Regions from separate parts of the Homo sapiens genome. Here region 2 is linked to region 1. Evidence: chromatin loops called from intact Hi-C (ENCODE). Cell type or tissue: K562. All regions are shown on one strand. Links, peaks and the distances in the headings refer to the core of each region. The heading gives the core; the rest is flanking DNA.

Region 1 (11,200 bases), core at 2,060-10,059:
GTGCAAAGCCAGCCAATGTGGACCCAGGCTCTAGGCCCAACCTGGTAGACTCAGGCACCAGACCCACCTGCCTTCTCATCCAGCCACTAGGCCAGCCTGCCTGAGAACTCCAGCAGCAAGACTACTCATGAACTAAGCCAGATGACCAACCCATAGTCTCTGGTTGAGCTGAACGGTAAAGGGCTTTTTTTTTTTTTTTTTGCCAAGGCCAGTTTGTAAAGACTGGAATAAGTGCCTACTTCTTCAAATGTGAAAATACCAATGCATGGGCACAAGAATTATGAACAATCAGGAAACATAACATCACCAAAGGAACAAAAAGAGCACTAGTAATTGACCCTACATAAATGGAGATTTATAAACTGTCTGACAGAAAGTTCAAAATAATCTTAAGGAAATTCAGTTTACTACAAGAGAAAACAGACAACTAAGAAAAATCAGGAAAATAAGCAAAATGAACTCAATAAAGAGATAGAAATCATACAAAAGAACCAGACAGAAATTCTAGAGCTAAAGAACTCAATGATTGAACTGGAAAATTCCATATTGCATTTCAATAGCAAAATAGATCAGGCAAAAGAAAGAATCAGTAAACTTGAACACAGATCATTTGAAATTACCCAGAGAAAAAAAGAAAATAAAAAAGTAAAAAAAAAAAAAACCCTACAAGAATTATGGGACACTGCTATAGTTTGAATATGTCCACCCAAAAGCATGCATTGGAAACTTAATTCCCAATGCAGCAGTGTTCAGAGGTGGAGCCTTAATGTGTGGTGATTAGGCCATGAAGGCAGAGTGAATAGATTAATGCTATTATCACAGAGGAGTAGGTTTGTTATCTTAGGAGTGGGTTTATTATAAAAGGGGAAATTTGATTCCATCTGTCTTTCTTTTGCCCCCTTTGTGCTTCCAAAATACACTGGTGGGACAAGAATAGAATAGGCATTGCCATCCCAAAGTGACAAAATAGGTAAGATAAAAGGAGATAACTGGCTCCAAGTAAGTCCAAAATACAACAAGGAAAGCAACGTTAAATCTTAAAACTAGAGAATACATTTTTTTGACTTCATGTTCCACCCTCTGAGCACACTTGGGTGGGGGTTGGGCCCTCAAAGTCTCAGGCAGCCCCATCTCTATGCCTTTGCTGGCCTCAGCCCAGACAGCAACCCTCATGGGTTGGAGTCTTGTGCCTGCAGCTTTCCCAGACTGGCATTACACCTTAGTGGTCTACAGTTTTGAAATCTCATGGCCAGCCCCACTCCCAAGGCTCCACTATGCCTAGTGGTAACTCTGACTCCACGGCCCGCTCAGCATTGTTCTATTGGGGGCTGTCTGTGGTGGCTCAGCCCCTGTGACATGTTTCTGTCCGGGACCCCAGACTGTCCATGACATTCTCTGAAATCTAGGTGGAGGAAGACATGCCCCCACACTCTTGCATTCTGCATGCCTGCGGAACTAACACCACATAAACACCACCAAGGCCGACTGCTTGTGTCCTCTGGAGTGCTAGCCCAGACTGCACCTGGGGCCATTGGCACCACAGCTGGAGCAGCCAAGGAGCACCTTGCCATTCCTGGGTCCTGGCTGCTGTACTCAGCCTTGCAGAACATGGGCTTTATTGTGTTCCGCCCTTCCAGGGTCCAGAGTCACTACTCTGGGTTACCTCCTCTCTCAATGCCCAAGTTGCCACTGTGGTCTGTTGGCTCTAGAACTCAAATTGCAGCTGTGCCCTTCTCCCTAGGGCCTGAGCCTTTGGAATGCATTTTTTCTCCACAGCTGTGTCAGTGCTTCATTCTGATTCACAGGGTCAGAGTTGCAGCCATATTCCTGTCCCTGAGCCAAGCTACTGAAGAGTGCCTCAGAGTCAGAGTCCTCAGTTTTGTGGAAGATTTGCATCCACCTGTGCCTCAGAGAGTAAACCTGATCCCACATACTGGATACTTCAGTAGTTTTGCAAGACACTAAGCACAGGACCCCAATTTTACAGCCACTTCAATCCTGTGCCCTGGAACATAGTGCTGCTGATGCTGCCTGCAAGTCATATCAGACCCAACACCAAGAGGGATTTCTCAGCTAAGTTTCATTACTATGGGAAAAATGAGAGCAGGAGGTACTCCTGAAGCCTTTGTCACTGAGAACCCTAACAGCTACACAGCTACTATCACTGCCACAAATTTCTGCTGCCTAGGCCACTGAGGCACCCACAGTCATCATTGACATGGATCGCAGGTAAGGAAGCTGCACAGAGATCACACCACTGTGCTTACCTGGAACCGCAGCCACCACAACCTACCCAAAACACTACCCTCTGGTCCATCTGCAAGTGAGTCTTTTTCAAAAAAAAAAGCCACTCTATAAGTTTGGAAAGGAGACTGCTCTAACAGTGTGCAGACCTCAACACAGGTACATAAGAATCATAAAAAAGCAAGGAAAGACACCACCACTAAAGGAACACAGTAACTGACACCAAAGAAACAGAAATTTCCTGAAAAGGAATTCAAAATAATGATTTTAAGGTAACTCACTAAGATATAAGAAAATACAAATAGACAGTTCACTGAGATCAAGAAAATAATTCATCATCTGAATGATAAAGTCAATAAAGCCAAAGATATTATTTTAAAAAGGAGATAAACAGAAATCTTGGAGTTGAACTCAGTGAATGAAATAAAAACTGCAATTGAGAGCTTTGACAGCAGACTAGATCAAGCAGAAGAAAAAAAATCTGTGACCTTTCAGATAGGTCTTTTGAAATGACTCTATCAGAGAAGAAAAAAAGAATGAAAAAGAATGAAGAACACTAAAGGACTTATGAGACATCATTAGGTTAGCAAACATTGACATTACAGGTATTAAAGAAGGAAACAGTGGAGAAAGGGATGGAAAGCTTATTCAGTGAATTAAATGATGAAAATTATTTCAAGTCTGAAGGGAGACATGGATGTCTAGATCCATGAAGCTCAAAGTTCTCAAACAGATTCAGTCCAAAAAAGTCATTTTCAAGGCACATTATAATCAAACTGTCAAAGTCAAAAGAATTTTTAAAACAGCAGGAGAAAAGCATCAAGTGACATCGAGGACATTTCCATCAGATTTCTTTGTAGAAATCTTGCGGGCCAGCAGAGAATTGAATGATATGTTCAAAGTGCTAAAAGAAAAAAAAAATTAGTCAAGAATACTATACCCATCAAAGATGTTCTGAGAAATAAAGGAAAAATAATCTTTTTACAAACAAAACGTGAGGGAATTTATTACCACTATATTTGTCTTACAAGAAATGCTCAAGGGATTTCTTCAAGTGGAAATAAAAGGACAATAAATACTATCATGAATACATATGGAAGTATAAACTCATCATGGGTAGAGATAAACAAAAAAATCCAGAATACTGTAATGGTGGTATGTAGATCATATATATCTCTAGAATAAAGGTTAAAAGTCAAAATTGTCAGAAATAACTAAAGCTACAATAAGTTACATAATTCAAAAAGATGTAAATTGTGACATCAAAATCATAAATGGGGGAAGATACAAATCTACAGTTTAGATATGCGACAAAAATAAAGTTGTTATCAGCTTAAATTACTTGCTTAAAACCTAGATGTTGGCTGGGCATGGTGGCTCATGCCTGTAATCCTAGCACTTTGGGAGGCTGAGGTGGGCAGATCACCTGAGGTCAGGAGTTCAAGACCACCCTGGCCAACATGGTGAAACCCCATCTCTACTAAAAATACAAAAATTCGCTGTGTGTGGTGGCATACGCTTGTAACTCAGCTGCTCGGGAGGCTGAGGCAGGAGAATCACTTGAACCCAGGAGGCAGAGGTGGCAGTGAGCCGAGATCACGCCATTGCACTCCAGCCTGGGTGATGGAGCAAGACTCTGTCTCACCTAGATGTTTTATGTAAGCCACAGGGTAATTATAGCAGATTTACAAACAATAAAGAGAAAAGAATCAAAGCTTAGAACTACAAAAAATATTAAATCACAAAGGTAGGCAGCAAAAGAGAAGGAAAAGGGCAAAAGATCTACAAAATAACCAGGAAACAAATAACAAAATGATAATAGTAAGTTCTTACCTATAAATAACCTTGAATGTAAATGGAATAAATTCTTCAATCCAGGACATAGATTGGCTGAGTAGATTTTTAAAAATACACCTTCTTCTTATTAGGGTGTATTAATCTTGAATACTTTCACTTAGGTGAAATTTGGTGTTAGTCATGCAATTCAGGGAAGACTTTAGAATACAAAGGATTTACTGACATGATTCTTTACTACTTTTATGTCTGGTAGTAGATTACATATGTCCATTGGAAGATTACATAATCAAGGCTGAACAACTAAAAGGTTATTCCCTTCAAGAATAAAATTTTGAGCCATCTTAACTAGGGAAGACCCTTAGGTAGCCAAGCAGTTGGCTGTGGGAAAGGGAGGACATGGAATTATTGGTGGAAAGAAGTGAAAAATATAAATTGAAGCCTTGTAATGGATTATAAATCCATTACTGTAGTACCTGTACATATTTTAATGTATATATTAGTCATGTTTTTTTCTCCCTTTCTGTCTCTTAGTCTTATGTGTTTTGATATTAGCTTTACAATTTACTTATAAATCAAAAAACATCTGAATGAGATCAGAAAGACAGAATAACCTTTATTAGTACCACTTTTGCTGTATCCCATACATTTGGTATGTTGCATTCCCATTTTCATTTGTTTCAAGAAATTTTACATTTCCTTAATTTCTTTATTCATACATTTGTTATTCAAGAAAATGTTGTTTAATTTCCATGTGTTAATACAATTTCCAAGGTTTGTCATATTATTGATTGTAGTGCATTTATTACATTGTGCTTCAAAAAATGCTTGGTAGAATTTCTTTATTTTTGAATTTATCGAGACTGTTTTGTGGTATAACTATGATCTATTCTGGAGAATATTCCATGTGCTGACAAAAACTGAGTATTCTACAGCAGTTGTGTGAAATAGTTTCTAAATGTCAGTTAGGCCTGTTTGGTCTAGTATGTAGTTTAACTTCAAAGTTTCCTGTTTTTCTACTTTTATATTAGGTTCAGGGTATATGTGGAGGTTTGTTACATGGGTAAATTGCATATTGCTAAGGCTTGGTGTATGAAAGATCTCATCACCAAGGTGGTGAGCATAGTACTCCATAGGTAGCCTTCCCACCCATGTCCCTCTCCCACTCTCCTCCACATCAGGCAGTCCCCAGTATCTATTGTTCCCATCCTTGTGTCCACATTGCAGTATTTGGTTTTCTGTCCCTGCATTGTCTTAGGATAGTGGCCTCTAGTTGCATCTATGTTGCTGCAAAGGACATGATTTTATTCTTTTTTATAGTTGCATCATTTCCGTGGTGTATTGTACCATATTTTCTTTATCCAGTCCACAGTTGATGACAATCATGGTTGATTCCATGTCTTTGCTATTGTGAATAGTGCAGTAATGAACTTTTGAGTGCATGTGTCTTTTTGGTAGAATGATTTATTTTCCTTTGTGTATATAACCAACAGTGGCATTGTTAGGACAAATGGTAGTTCTATTTTGAGTTCTCTGGGAAATTTCCACACTGCTTTCCACAGTGGCTGAACTAAGTTACATTCCCACCAGCATTATTATAGAAGTGTTTCCTTTTATTTTTCAACATTGCCAGCATCTGTTGTTTTTTTGACTTCTTAAAAGTAGCTGTTCTGACTAGTGTGATATGTTATCTCATGGCTTTGATTTGTATCTCTCTAATATTAGTGATAATGAGCAATTTTTCATATATATTTTCATATATTTGTTGGTGCATGTATGTCTTCTTTTGATACATGTCCTTTGCCCATATTTTAATGGGGTTATTTGCTTTTGCTTGCTGATTTATGTTCCTTATAGATTATGGATATTAGACTTTTGTCAAATGCATAGTGAGGGTGAACAGATCAGACTTTCCCCAGTTCCATAGGAAAGTCAGCCCTGTTCTCTCTAGGTATGGCAGCCTACTCAGGCTAGAGACGTCCCTTCCTTAGGAGCTGTTCAGGGTCTGGAAAGCATCCTAGTGCTTGGCAACCCCATGTAGGGTTCCCAGATTTCTCCCCATTTAGTCTTGGCATCTGGATCAATCAATATTGAATAGATTCAATATTTCAGTTGAATCTATTTGGTTTTCTCTGACTTTCCTATACCTGAATATTTATATCTTTCTCAGGGTTTGGAAAGTTTTCTGTTATTCTTAAAAATAAACTTTGCATTCCTTTTTCTTGCTCAGTTTCCTCTTGAACAGTAATAATTCTTAGATTTGGTCTTTTGAGGTTTTTAAATATTTTGTAGGCAATCTTCGTTCCATGTCATTCTTTGTTCTTCCCCCCTTCACTCTGTATTTTCAATTAGGTTTTCTTCAGGCTCACTGGTTTTTCCTCTGCTTGATCTATTCTGCTGTTGAGAGCCTCTAAAAATTTTTCAGTTAAGCAAATGTATTTCTCAGCGCCAAGATTTGTTTGATTTTTAAAATTATTTCAATCTCTGTTAAATTTCTGTGATAGATTTCTGAATTGCTTTTATTTGTAATCTTGTAGACTACTGAGTTTCCTTAAAACTTCTATTTTGAATTTTTGGTCGGAAAACTCTCATCATCTCATTAGCATCAGTCATTGTTTTTTTGCTTTTCCAATTGAAGAAGTCATGGTTCCTTGTTTGCTGTTATTTATTGGGGATGTATTCCTGTATCTTTGCATTTAAGGATTAATTATTTATTTGTCTTCTTTGTCTGGCTTGTTTTGGGTTTTATTAGATACATTTGCTTAGAGATTCTTTGCAATTTCCATATTAAATTTTTTTCACTGCCTTATTTTTGGCACTAGGTGGAGCCTTAAACCCAGGTTTCCCTTGGCCTTAGTAAACAAAGCAATGCCCTTCTCAAAGTGGGGGTTCCCAAAGGTGTGGGAAGGGTAGCTGGAAGTTTGTGCCCAGAGGACCTGTGGAATATACCTCCTACACAATAGTGCTTCTTATATGTTATTAAATTTTCTCTTGCTGCGTTTGGATCCTATATTTGTTTTGGGCCTTTGAGAGCCACTCTTAGTAGCCACTGATTTGACATCCCCTTTGGCCAAGTTACAGAGCAGTTTTGAGGGCTAAGGATGATAGGCTTACTTCTCCCTCTGTCTCCTCTGTCCTCAGGGATATTTCTCACTTCAGGCTCTCTTATTCTTCCCAGGGATTGAGGCAGGGACAAGTCGCTGTCTGCTTTGAGTTTTTGTTGCTTCTCTGTGGTCCTAAAAATTGTCTCATTCTCATAATGGGTTCTTGGATATTGCTGGTCATAATATTGATGCTGTATATTTCTTTATGGCTTTCTGTGGGGGAAAGGGAGTAAAGCCAGATTGCTTCTATGCCAACATTTTAAAATCAGAAGCTTTCAATACTCAATTATTGTTTAGTAATCTCCCACCAACTGTCTTAAGTCTGTGGGTTCTCATTTGCTCACAGATAATTCTGCTACAAACCTCACATCTGCCTGCATTTCTGGCTGCAACTATGTGCAAAGGATAATGGCATATCTTCTATCTCCCAAATATAGTATGGATATCTTTTTTTGGTAAATTCTATCTTAGAAAAATACAGAGAAATGGATTTAGCAATGTAGTTTCCTAAACTTTCTGTGCAGAGAATAGATCTTAGAAACATGGAGCAATGATACTTATTTGCCATGCCCAAAATGCTTCTTTCAGTTTCTCAAATGTTTTATATTTCACTCCATCAGAGGACCTTTGCACTTGCTTTTCACACTTTATGAGATATCTATTTCCCAGAATTCAGTATTTGGAATTCCTGAAGAAGAATAAATAAAATGTACAATATATTATAAGGCATAATTGAAGAATTAATTTTACAATAATGGATGACCCAAATTTATAAGTCGAAAAGACATCCCAGGACAAATTGGGAATTAATAACATATAAAAATAACCTGGTGAAATTTACTGGCCTTTTAAAATTATTTTAAATATACAGAATTCTAGGGGCATCAGACTTTACCCTCTCCTCCAAAAATTCCACACAAAATTTAAAAGACAATCTACTTAAGACGGGGGAAGAAACAAGGTGACCTCAGAATTGTTCTAAGAAGTCATTATATGAAAAGATACTTGCACACGCATGTTTATAAGCAGCATAATTCACAATTGCAAAAATGTGGAACCAACCTAAATGCCCATCAATCAACGAGTGGATAAACTGTGGTATGTGTATGTATATATGTGTGTGTGTGTATATATATACGTATATATATACACACATATACACACACACATATATATGTGTATATATATGCGTATATATATGTGTGTATATATATGCGTATATATATACATATGTGTATATATACATATATAATATATATCATGGAATACTACTCAGCCACAAAAAGGAATGAATTGATGGCATTATCAGTGACATGGGTGACATTGGAGTCTATTATTCTAAGTGAAGTAACTCAGGAATGGAAAACCAAGCATTGTATGTTCTCACTCATAAGTGGGAGCTAAGCTACGAGGATGCAAAGGCATAAGAATGACACAATGGACTTTGGGGACTCAAAAGCAAAGGGTAGGGAGGGAGTAAGGGATAAAAGGCTACAAATTGGGTGCAGTGTATACTGCTCGTCTGATGGGCGCACCAAAATCTCACAAATCACCACTAAAGAACTTATATAACCAACACCACCTGTTCCCCAATGATTATGGAAATAAAAACATAGTTTAAAAAATAAATAAAAAATAAAACAAAAGGGAAAAAATTTGCTAGTGGGTCATTAGGGGTGATGGTGAGTGGTGCCACTTCCACCCCTTGATTACTGGACCCATGAATCCTGGCTATGGGGGAACGAGTACCACAAACTGGGTGTTGATTCAGAGCATATACAGCCTTCTGGAGAACTTTGCCCCAGCCCTGTAAAGTATTGCCACCTAATTGGCATTGTAATTGTGACTTCAAAAGGCCATTCCACCTTTCTATCAATCCAGCTGCTTCAGGATGATAGGGAACATGGTAAGACCAGTGAATTCCATGAGCATGAGTCTACTGCTGCACTTCTTTATCTATAAAGTGAATACCTTGGTCAGAGGCAATACTACGTGGAATACCATGATGGTGGATAAAGCATTCCATGAGTCCATGGATAGTAGTTTTGGCAGAATCATTGTATGCATCATAGGCAAACGCATAACTGGAGTACGTGTCTATTCTGGTGAGGACAAACCTCTGCCCTTTCCATGATAACAGAGGTCCAATATAATCAACCTGCCACCAAGTAGCTGGCTGATCACCCCGAGGAATGGTGCCATATAGAGGGCTCAGTGTTGGTCTTTGCTGCTGGCAAATTGGACACACAGCAGTGGCCGTAGCCAGATCAGCCTTGGTGAGTGGAAGTCCACATTGCTGAGCCCATGCGTAACCTCCATCCCTGCCACCATGGCCACTTTGTTCATGGGCCCATTGGGCAATGACAGGCGTGGCTGAGGAAAGAGGCTGAGTGGTGTCCACAGAACGGGTCATCCTCTCCACTTGATTATTAAAGTCCTCCTCTGCTGAGGTCACCCGTTGGTGAGCACTCACTTGGGATACAAATATCTTCACAGTTTTTGACCATTCAGAGAGGTCCATCCACATACCTCTTCCCCAAATGTCTTTGTCACCAATTTTTCACTCATGCTTCTTCCAAGACCCTGACCATCCAGGCAAACTATTGGCTACAGCCCATGAATCAGCATATAATTGCACATCTGGCCATTTCTCCTTCCATGCAGAGTGCACAACCAGGTGCACTGCTCAAAGTTCTGCCCACTGGGAAAATTTCTCTTCACTGCTGTCCTTCAGGGATGTCCTAGAAAGGGGCTGTAGTGCTGTAGCTGTCCACTGTTGGGTGGTGCCTGTGTATCATGCAGAATCATCTGTGAACCAGACCCTACTATTCTCTTCCTCTGTCCACTGATCATAGGGAACTCCCCATGGGGCCACTGGTGCAGGCTAGGGGAGAGAAGGCAGGGTGGCAGGAGTGGGGACCATGGGCATTTGAGCCACTTCCTCATGTAACTTACTTGTGCCTTTAGGAGCTGCTCGAGCCCGATCATGTATATACCACTTCCATTTGATGATGGAATGCTGCTGCGTATCACCTACTTTATGGCTAGATGGGTCAGAAAGCACCCAGTTCATGATAAGCAGTTCAGGTTGCATTGTGACTTGATGACCCATAGTCAAATGTTTAGTTTCTACCAAAGCCCAGTAACAGGCCAAGAGCTGACTCTCAAAAGGAGAATGATTATCTGCAGAAGACGGCAGGGCCTTGCTCCAAAATCCGAGAGGGCTCCACTGTGATTCACCTATGGGGGCCTGCCAATGTCTCCAAACAGCATCCCTATCTGCCACTGACACTTCACGCACCATTGGGTATGCTGGGTCATATGACCCAAATGGCAGAGCAGCTTGCATAGCACCCTGGACTTATTGCAGAGCCTTCTCCTGTTCTGGACCCCACTAAAAATTGGCAGCCTTTTGGGTCCCTGGATAAATGGGCCAAAATAACACACCAAAATGAGGAATGTGTTGCCTCCAAAATCCAAATAGGCCCACTAGGTGTTGTGACTCCTTCTTGGTTGTAGGAGGGGCCAAATGCAGCAACTTATCCTTCACCTTTCTAAGGTGATATTCTAAGGAATATCTTGACAGGCCCCACACCACTGGATCCCTAGAAATTTTACTGAGGTAAAAGGTCCCTGAATTTTAGTTGGATTTATTTCCCATCCTCTGGCATGCAAATGTCTCACCAATAAGTCCAGTGTGTTTGCTACTTCTCACTCTCTGGATCCAATCAGCATAATGTCATCAATATAATGGACCAGTGTGATATCTTGTGGAAGGGAAAAGCAAACAAGATCTCTCCAAACAAGATTATGACACAAAGCTGGAGAGTTGATATATCCCTGAGGTAGTACAGTAAAGGTATGTTGCTGGCCTTGCCCACTGAAGGCAAATTGCTTCTGGTGGGCCTTATGGACAGGAATGGAGCAAAAGGCATTTGCCAAGTCAGTGGCCACATACCAGGTATCAGGAGATGTGTTAATTTGCTCAAGCAATGAAACTACATCTGATACAGCAGCTGCAGTTGGAGTAAACCCTTTGTTAAGCTTACGATAATCCA
Region 2 (11,158 bases), core at 1,006-9,005, 420 kb before region 1:
AGGCTGAGGCAGGAGAATTGCTTGAAACCAGGAGGCGGAGTTTGCAGTGAGCCAAGATCGAGCCACTGCACTTCAGACTGGGCAGCAGAGGGAGACTCCATCTCAAAAAATAAAACAAAAAGATTCCTCCTTCAAGTCTTTGCTCAACTCTCACCTTTTCAATCAGCCTACCCTGAACATCCTATTTAATATTGAAATATGTATATATTAATTCCTTTTGCCAAAAATTAAATGACACCCTTTCAAAGTTTGCAATCCATATTTCAAAGCCAAAATACTTATCATGGCAGACAGCCTCTGATACTCTAGAGCAGTGTTCTCAAATGTTGCTGCCTGGACCAACAGCATCTCATCATCTGGGAACTAAGAAATGAAAATTCTCATGCCCCACCACAGGCCAGCTGAACCTGTAACTCTTGTGGTGGGGGCCTGGGAATCTGTGTTTCAATAAGCCCTCCAGGTGATTCTAGGGCACACCAAAGTTTGCAATCCACTGATCTAGAGTACAACAAAACCCCGCAAAATGTCCCACAGGTGAAAGCTTCCATATATGCCAAAGTTATAAAGACTGAAACATTTCAGTACATACCATTGGCCTTACATATTGCGAAATGGATGCCAATATTCCATCTGGACCTAATGTTATGAATCATGAATTTACCCCCTTCAATAAGGCCTCACTGAATCTCTAGGCTTTGATCTTCTTTTCCCTGTAAAAATTTGTCTGAAAGAATTTCATGAGATGTTCCTGAAGAGAGGAGGTAAAGTACAAGTACAAATGTATCAGAAGCAAATTCGACATACAAAATTTCATCTGTATATGACTGATAAATCAGAAGGCCGATTACTCATTCTAGGAAAACACTGTTAGATTTACAAAGTAATAAATTAACCAGAAGATTCAACAGCAATATCATAGAGCACATTTAAAAGATAAGTCAGGCCGGGCGCGGTGGCCCATGCCTGTAATCCCAGCACTTTGGCAGCCGAGGCGGGTGGATCACCTGAGATCAGGAGTTCGAGACTAGCCTGGCCAACATGGCAAAATCCCATCTCTACTAAAAATACAAAAAAAATTAGCTGGGTGTGGTGGCGGGCGCCTGTAATCCCAGCTACTTGGGAGGCTGAGGCAGGAGAATTGCTTGAACCCGGGAGGCGGAGGTTGCAATGAGCTGAGATTGTGCCATTGCACTTTAGCCTGGGTGACAAGAGCGAAACTCGGTTTAAATAAAATAGAATAAAATAAAAGTTAGAGAACACCAATTTTACAAATATCTCATGTGATAGTAAAGAAAAGGAGGTAAGTACACAGCCTCTGATTTCAGACTTCCCAAGTTCAAACTCTAGCTTTTTCATTTCTGTGTAACATGGGCCAAGTGTCTGGGGTATAAACCTCTCTATGCCTCAGTTTCCTTGGCTGCAAAATGGGTATAATGATTGCCCTATTTCCTAATTTTGTGTGAAGATTTAAGGAGATAGAGGTAGCATTTAGGCTGCAGGCTGGAACATAGTAAGCTCTAATCAAATGTTGTTTTTGTTATTTTTAAAATTAGCCCACAAGTGACATATCTGGCCACTGAGAAAACAGATACTAATGTTTTAATCACTCAAGAATGTTTATACAAAACAGTTCAAGTTTACATAAAGCAATTAAGTGCTAACCTTATTGAGCTCTAAATATTCAGCAGATGTTCACCCTTCTAAACATCTTGCCTAGTTAAACCAATCCTGGTAATTTCAGTCCCCTTGTCAGTGACTGGTTTAGGTATAAGCACGTCCTACAAACCTGGCCAATGAGCTCTAAGAAACACTGTGCTATGGGGCTTCTGAGAAAGGATTTCTTCCTTTACAACAAGATGAATAAGAGTAACTCTCCTCACTTTGGATATTTTAATATTAGGATATGATGCCTGGGTCTGCAGCAGCCACTTTGTGACTATGAGGAAAGACATTGCTGATGTTATGGCAACGTAAAAGGTTAAAGTATCTTAATAACATTGTTGAACCAAATCTAAAACTCACTATTGAACCAAACCTAGAACTCACTTGCCACCTGATTACATATTTAGTTGAAAAACTAATGTCCTTATTTTTTATGCCACTATCAGTAGGGTTCTATGTTAGTATGAAAGCAAACTAAATAATATAACACACCTAGCTACTATAGATTAATTGGCTGTATGACACAATAATCTGGTAACTTTATTCCTGAGATCATCTTAACCCACATAGAGATTCCTTAATAAATAGTTCCTTCTCCTCCAATTCATCTGTATAGAAATAACATCAGTCTTACTTTCCTGCTCCATACCTGATATGTTTAACTAATTAACCATTAGCTAAGTGTTGAATTATATTATTCTCATAAATTAAAATATGTTTTTATTTTTAAAATTTCTGTTATATATACCATTAGAAATTATTACAGAAGGTTCTAAAATAAAAATTTTAGTTCTAATATAATACTTCAATACTAATTTTATTTCCCTGCTTCATCTTCACAGTTTATATTTACCATGATGTTTATTTGATGACACCGTGAACAAAATGTGCAAAATGAGGCCCTACCATGTTTTAAAAAATGTTTTCATCAAATGGATCTCAGAGGGACATGCCCAAAACTCCTGCTACCAGAGTGATCCTCTCTTCATCTCTTTTCTCTAGCCAATAAATCAAAGTTTCATTTCTCATTTTGCAATAGGAATTTGTATTAGGCAACCATCTGTAGCATCTATTTGGGTTATATCTAAAGCTTAAGGGCTACATCCTCTCCCAACCCCAATATGTGAGTACTTGATGCCCGAATCATGGTCCTTCAATGGAAGAACACTTGTCAAATCCTATTTAAACAGATCTAAATTAAAAAAATATTTTTTTTCTAAAAATATTATTTGGCCTTCATTTGGGAATCTCACACATCTAAGACCTTAGATTTAAAGTATCTTTAGAACTCTAACCACATTGGAGTGTAGACTCCATTACAGCAGGAATCCTTGCCTCTTTTGCTTAATATTGCATCATAGCATCTTATCAGAATGATACATAATAGATGGGGGAAGATCTAGAATAAACAAACCCCCGAATAAAAATAGAAACAAATGTTGAACAAATCAATTATAAAATCTGCTTTTATCTTTTTCATAAAAATATTTATAAAATTATACATCTGCTTTACTTTCCCTTTAGATTCTCCATTTGATAATCATTTTGGAAAGATCAAAAACAAAGTCATAACACAAACACACATTTTGTGTATCATTTTCCTCTTGTTTTCTTTTGCAAAACCATGCTGAGGAGGACAGTGGTGTATCTGTATCGTCTTATGGAAAGTAGTAACACATCTAGCAAATAACAGAGGTAAATATGCATGAGAAGTGGGTAGAATTGGAAACAGACAATTTCAGGTCTATATTGTGCGTGATTTCACAGGATAGAATTTTATTTTATATTTTCTTCTTTTAAAAAAGTTCATTCCAAGGTAGATTAGATTAGCCCTGGCTAATATTTTTAGCATTTTATGTTTGGTCACCTTAACATCTCTAAATCTTTCTTCCCTTTGTTACCTTACCCTACCATTACCTATCATCTAATGAGTTTGGCTAACCTGAAACTTCCTCAGTCTTTAACAATACTAATGAATGCAAGTTAATAAATTAGGAAATTGTGTTGGTTCATTACATTGTCTTAATATAATTTTCAGTTTATTTGTTATTGATTGAGCTCCTTAATTTCAAGTTCATTTTTCTGAGGTTTATTGTTTCTAATTTGATTTACAGATTCTCCATGTCTTTGGCATTATTTCTTTCTGCTTTCTGCAACCTGTTTTTTGGTAATTTCACTACTCATTAGCCCCTCCCTCCATCAGAGGGATGGGCAGGATGAGAAAAATGATATGACAATATAGTAAATTTTGCTACTTGCTATTATCTGATAAAATGGTGTTCAAGAAAGAAATAAGTGTGTAACTGTTGACTAAAATGACATTTTGGGAATTTTTTAAAATAATTTTTTATTGTCCATGATCTAGCAACTGTTACCATGAAAGACTGAGTTAGTTCTCTATCTGCTAAATTTAATAAATAAAGGTTTTTAATCCAAAAATTTGTTATAATTCTAATCACAATCACACCAAGCTCATGAACTACATTTCTATAAAAATGTTATCAATTAAAAAAAATAATGTTCAAGGAATCAAGAGCTAAAATGAAGCTCAAGGTGGATTTTAAAATGGAGAATAATATAAAATAGTGAACTGTTTTTGCCTCATAGATTTCAACCTCCTTAAATACTTAGTGATGTAAGAGTCATATATAAAATGTTATCAGTCATATAAATATATATGAAGGATTTTTAAAAGTGAAGATTTAACTATAATAGTTACTTCATAATCAATGATGTAATAGTCAATGATGTAGGAGAACAAAGAGCATTGCATAGCTCCATATGGACTTCAGAGCATCAGTTTGTTTTTAAAAGGGGGCTACCTTATATACACATGTTTAGTTTTCAGAGATTAAATAAAATAAAAATTATCGCCATTCTGAATAGCAGACTATTTTAGCAATACATGTGTTGGAAAGTATATTTTATTTGGTAGATCAACTTCAGAGAACTAAACTCTCCAGCATAACCAGAGGGTTAGATAATATATTTACACCTGCAGTATTTCATTCTATAAATAATCTATAATGTCAAAAACTAGCCTTGATGGGGCATTTACATTTTATGAATAGCTAAAATGTTACAGTGAACATTTTCACATTTTTATGGCATAGTATAAACAAAATATGGGCTAATACATAATTATTTTTGAAGTTCAAGGAAAGGGATATATAGATAGAGTATAGAGACACAAAAATCAGAAATACTATTTTTAGCCATTTTCACACATCCTTTTACTTCAACCTGTTAAATGATTAAAAAGTGAAATGAGCATTTACGTATTTCAAAGTGGGTAAACACGCTAAATAATAATTCTTGAAATGTTCACTCTTTCAAAAAATAATCTCTTCAATCTTATGGAAAAGTGGTCTAGTGTACTATTTCAGTTGTTTTTATTTTATGTGACCAAAAAAAATACGCTTTAGGGTTCAATTACTGATTCGTCCCACTTTCTTTTTGAACTAAGGGCACACTTACTATCTCCATAAACAGCTAAAATGTTTACAGAGACCAGTAAAACCTATGTCAGATCGTAACACATTTTTGTTCTTGGGAGGCTTTGGGCCTAAATCCCACATTCTCTAATCAGATAACTCAATAAGAACAAAGATGGAAAAGATATAATCCTGCATTTAGATATGTGAACATCAAAATTTTTAAAGCCAAAAGCAATTGTGCACATATTCTTAAAAAATTATCTTATTCCAAAATATTTGTTATTTTTAAAACAAGACTATCTGTAATTCAGTTGAAGTATCATTTCAAAATGAAACAAACAATAATGTGGGAATTATTATATGACTACTTATTAGAAAAACCTCAGGAGAAACTTAGAATAGTTATTTAAGAAATCCCTAGGTTCAAAATGAAATTCAACTTTTACAATGTTGAAGGAACTAAAACTCAGACATTTGGTTAAATTGAAAATACACTAACACATATAATTTTGTAATATAAGGAAAATGCAAAATGTTACTAAAAGGATAAATCGACAGCTTATTACTGAATAATTCTGATATAGAGATGATAAATCAGATCAGATAAAACAACTGCAAACTGCATGCCTGTCCCTGATGTTCCCTCGGCTGGTTGTGACGACATGTCTGCTCTCACCATAGTTCACAGTTCACAGAAAACATTTAAATAACACAACTGAATACTTCCACTGACTAAAATGAACTTTCTTTAAGAAAATAAAGGGAGAAGAGAATAGATCAAATCTTGCCCCACCTCTTTTTTTTTCTTCCTTTTTTCTTTTAGTGAAACTGACATAAATTGTTGAGGAGCACTACAGCGCCACCAACACAGATCAATGCAAAACAAAAAAGATCTCCCACCGTGTGCAAAAAGAAAAAAAATTAGAAAAATGCCAAAAATTACAAAATGTCTCCCAAATGTACCGTATAGGAGAAAAACAAGATAGACCTGCAAAGATTATCTAATGAAGAGCTTCAAAGAAATAATATCATAGACTACAAGTTGAGATCTGATCAGCAAATAAAAGATCCACTATTTAGTAACAGCCATAACTTAATATAAACCCGGTTATGTCAACCTCCACCTTCATTATACCAAGGGCAGCTTTTCTGTAGTTTGTATCCAAGTAATCTATCAAGAGAACCACAATAGGTCCATTTAAAAAAAAACTATATCCATAGTTTGCCTGCTGATAATTGAGTCCTGGACAAATTAGGTAAGACATAATTTTTATAAAGAGGATATGCACATATTTGGCATTGCCAACATTACTGGCACAAAACAAGTCCATCTTGAAATATCTGAGTTCCTCTGTAGTTCACAGTAATTAAAGTATAATTTATATTATAAACATTTAGCTTTAACAATGAAAAAAAAAACTATTTTTTTTTCTTTTGGTAAAAATTAACCAGGCAAGATTAGGTAGAACGTGCAGAGATCAAAGCTAAAGAAAAATACAAAGATTGGTTTTGTTAGAAGAAACACAATGAAAATCCTTTTTAGCCGGTGGCTCTTTCAAAGACTGACATAAATGGTGAAAATTACAAACTTACCATTAGTGCAGGCAAAGAAGACGGCAGTTCTTGAAAAAAAATTGTAACAATATAGGCTGGATACTTGTGTCCCTAGAAACAACAGCCTCCAGGCAGCATATGGATCTTCCAACATCTTTAAAATGTTTGGTAAATAAAAAGTAATACTTTCTTCCATGATCGGTGGCCGAATGGGGTGGCTTCCCCCAGGATCTGTGGGCTTTTGGGGGAAATCGGAGAAATATCCACAGAAGATTAAAAGCAGAGGAGGCAGCACAGCCAGAAGACTCTGGGGTTAACAACTTTGCGATGGCAAGCAGGCGAGCGCTGATTGGCTGGGAGGGCAGTGTCCCTACAGTCTGCACTATCCCCCGCTGCCCCCGCCTCCTGCAGCTCGGAAAAAAATGCAGTGTGTGTGCCATTTTACACTGGGCTTTTAAAAGCACAGCCACCAAAATGACAAAAGTCTAAGCTCGCTATGAAGTGACACTGCAAGACAATAGCACCCACGGCTGCCTGTGAGCTCGGGGGAATGCCCCTTTTAACATCTGAAGGAACACTCTGGCTTCTTGGATGTGGGGTTTTTTTGTTTGTTTTTTGTTTTTGTTTTTTTTTTTTTAAAACAGCATTATCATGTTTTTCTTGAGCAGATTGTTGATCCTTTTCAACCACTCGATAGATCCTCTGCATGCAAACCTGGCCATGTAAAAACGATGTCCATCAAAATATTTTTTCGATTTGATCTCATGAAGGTACCTAGAGAAGCCAGTCATCCTGGAACAAAATTCATGACTCCTTTAGCTCCGAGATCTTTAATTCCTTGGGAAAAAAAATATAATTTCTTACTCACAGTAACTACGATGTGTGCAAAAAGTAAAATAAAATAATGAATTTAGCGGTTAAATGAAAACAATAGGCATATTCCCTCCCCCTCCCCCGCCCCCCTTAAAAACTGTTTCAAAAACCTTTACTGGCTGACAGAATTCTACCACTCTGCCTTACAAACAAAATGGCTGTGGTACTGAGTTTTTTAGGATCCTCCCACTGTGCCTCCTCCTGGCCTCCAGGAAGTGATAAAAATCCAAAATAAATACAGTACTGAAAGTACACCATTGAGTCTGAATTCGGGGGAAACCTTTGGTAAGAGGGTCTTAGAAATGTGCTGGTCATTATTAGTTTTTTAAAATTGTTTTGAAAAGAACATCAATCACTAGAGATTTACTTGACTGTAATTCGAACTTCCTGCTTTACATATTTATAAGGTCTTTCACCTATCTTGGCAGGCTTTCAAATTAAGTGGGCTGGGAAATTTGATGCTCGGTCTCTAGTTGTGAGCTGAGTCAGGTATTTGGTGGTTGCAACTGGGCTTTTAAATAAAGACAAAATCTAAGACTTTAAAAAAATGAACGTTAAACAGACGCAAGACTATGTTTGCTAATGTAAAGTCAGAAAAGTCGACAAAGATCGTAATGTGTCAAATACTGCATACATGTGTCAACATATTCAGTAAAAATTCTTTGCCCACTAAATTTTCTAACAAGCCAAGAAGAGAACAGGGTTTAAAGGAACTGGATTAAGAAAGGGGTGGGGAATTATCTACATTCTTCACAACCTCTTCCCCTCCCCACACACACCACACACATACACACACATGCACATATACACACACATACACATACATATACACACACACACGCACACACGCACACACACACACACACGTTGGTCTGGTATCCCTGCCTGGCACTTAATAGGTAACATTCTTAGAAAGATATAGCTAGGGTGACTATGAATTTATCATCTAACACAGGATACTTTGAGAGTGAAAAGGGCTAATTATAGGACAGCTGGAATAAACAGAGCCTGTCCATGATAAGCCAGGAGGTAGAACTCACTGTGTTTTTAGTGAGACCTCCTTGAACTTTCACTAGACAGGTTGCCTACCGCCATGGGGCCTGGGCCAATTTAGATAGCATTTGAGCTAGACCCCTCTCTGGGCCGCGTCTCCTGCGTTTGTTCTACTGCCAAGTGAAGTAGACAATCTGAGTGGACTTGGGGTCAGATATATTTAATGAACAGCCATGGTAAAGAAAATACCTAGATATGCACATCCATATGTGTATATACCTTCATATACTTTATTATCTGTAGATTAGGATGTTCTGTGCACTTCGTAAGATACACATACTTCTGATTACATGCTTTCCTATGGGATAATTTTCTTTGGAGTTTTTGAGACCATATTCATGATATACACAATTTGAGGGATTTTTGGTTTTTGTTTTGGGAAAGATAATATGTAGAATGAAATGTTTTGGTGGAGATTATCACAGAAATACATAAGATAAATAATTCTTTTGCTGTTTATTCAAACAGTTCTTAAGAACTTAGAATGTGCCAGGTATGATGCTTGGTGCTATATATATATTAGTGAACAAGTAGATAGTTTATTTCCTCCTTCATGGAGTTCATAATCTAGTGGAGAGACAGATAAATAGCAGGTGAACAAATACAGTTGATCCTTGAAGTATGTGGGGGTTAGGGGTGCCAATCCCCCATGCTGTCAAATATTCTGTGTAACTTTTAACTCTCCCAAAACTGAACTACTAATAACCTACTATTGACCTTACCAATAACATAAACAGTCAATTAACACACATTTTGTGTGTTGTATGTATTCTATATTGAATTTGTACAATAAAGTAAACTAGAGAAAAGAAAATGTTATTAAGAAAGTATAAGGAAGAGAAAATATACTTACTATTCATTAAGCAGAAGTGGATCATCATAAAGGTCTTTATTCCTCATTGTCCTCACATTGAGTATCTGAGGAGGAGAAAGAAGAGGAGGGTTTGGTCTTCCTGTCTCAGGAGTGGCAGGGGCGGCAGAGGTGGAGGAGGTGGAAGGGGAAGCAGGAGAGGCAGGAATACTCTGTGTAACTTTTACTGAAACAAAATCTGTGTATAAGTGGACCTGTACAGCTCAAACCTGTGTTGTTCAAGGGTCAAGTGTATATTATTGCACATTATTCTAAGTGCTATTAAAAAACCAAACAGGGCTGGGCGCAGTGGCTCACGCCTATAATCCCAGCACTTTGGGAGGCCGAGGTGGGTGGATCACTTGAGGTCAGGAGTTTGAGACCAGTCTGGCCAACATGGTGAAACCCTGTCTCTACTAAAAATACAAAAATTAGCTGGGCATGGTGGTAGGTGCCTGTAATCCCAGCTACTCAGGAGGTGAGGCAGGAGAATCACCTGAACCCAGGAAGTGGAAGTTCCAGTAAGCCAAGAGCATACCACTTCACTCCAGCCTGGGCGACAGAGTGAGACTCCGTCTCAAAAAACAAACAGTACAGTGTTAGAGAATAACAGGGAGGGAAATAAATAAACAAGGTGGTAAGGAAGTTGTCTCTAGAGGAGTGGGGCTTAACCTAGGCTTGAAGGATGACAAGGAGACACATTTGAAAAATATCGGAGAAGTCACAGTCTAGGAAGAGGCTACAGCATGTGCGAAGGCCCTGAGGCAGAATGAAGCTTGGCACATTCTAGGAAGGGAAATGAGGCCAGTGTGGTTTCAGCACATCAAGAAGTGCATCAGATGAAATCAGAAATGTAGACTGGAGAGAGATCCTGCAGAGGTTTGTAGGCCACAGAAAGGAATTCCGTGTTTAAGACAGAGAACGTTGAACTTCCAGATTTTAGAGGTTTTGATAATGATAAGGTCCAGAGAAGGTAGAGGGGAAAAAAAACCCCTCAATGCTAATTTTGAATTTACATAGCTACATTACAGGGTTTTGGTATTATATTTTTAAAAATCCATATTTCACTCACATAGTTACAGCCATTGATTATGACTCAGTTCATAAATAAATATGAATAAGACACAAATATCTGAGATCATTCATAGTACAAACAAAATGAAAAGGAGGAATTCAGGCAACAATTTGCCTCAGTTTTCTCTAATGGTGCTGATTTTGATATTTTTGATTAAAAAAATACTACATTTTATATCAGTTGAACAGTGCTCACCTTTTTTTTTTTTTTTTTTTTTTTTAAAACAAATGAGGCCAGGAGCAGTGGCTCACACCTGTAATCCCAGCACTTTGGGAGGCTGAGGTGGGCGGATCACCTGAGGTCAGGATTTTGAGACCAGCCTGGTCAACATGGTGAAACCCCATCTCTACTAAAAATACAAAAATTAGCTGGGTGTGGTGGTGGGCACCTGTAATCCCAGTTACTTAGGAGGCTGAGGTAGGAGAAACACTTGAAACCAGGAAGCAGGGGTTGCAGTGAGCCAAGATTGCACCACTGCACTCCAGCCTGGGTGACAGAATGAGACTCCGTCTCAAAAAAAAAAAAAAAAAAAGAAAAGAAAAAAGAAAAAAAAAGAAAAAAGAAAAAGAAAAACAAAAAACAAAACAAATGAGGCAAAACATTATTAAAGTGAGAATTTAACATGATTGGAATTAAAAAGTTATCCTTTTTCAA

What was found. A loop is a pair of places that touch in the nucleus more often than their neighbours do. Peaks named below come from ENCODE experiments on the same cell type or tissue, not always from the same donor. Only the 100,000 strongest peaks of a DNase experiment are listed, where the experiment ranks them.
Region 2: it touches region 1 in a loop (3-fold over the local background); 2 of 110 quality-filtered maps call a loop at or near these places.

Annotation. Positions count from the first base shown.
Region 1 is chr10:32,788,913-32,800,112 of GRCh38, forward strand. All of the region lies in intron 30 of CCDC7 (coiled-coil domain containing 7), which reads left to right. Among named protein-coding and RNA genes, the nearest start is that of SNORA86, 110 kb to the right of the region's middle. In K562, for the core only: CTCF peaks have their summits at 6,865 (motif pointing right) and 8,667; a DNase peak (open chromatin) is centred at 6,889.
Region 2 is chr10:32,371,799-32,382,956 of GRCh38, forward strand. EPC1-AS1 (EPC1 antisense RNA 1) reads left to right here. Exons shown (of 2, transcript NR_104163.1): 2 at 2,505-2,690. It also overlaps a transcript of EPC1 not described here. Among named protein-coding and RNA genes, the nearest start is that of EPC1-AS1, 30 kb to the left of the region's middle. RefSeq lists enhancers at 6,566-7,066, 7,067-7,567 and a silencer at 7,942-8,043. In K562, for the core only: a CTCF peak has its summit at 5,959; DNase peaks (open chromatin) are centred at 5,743, 7,023, 7,703 and 7,973; H3K4me3 peaks cover 3,608 bases.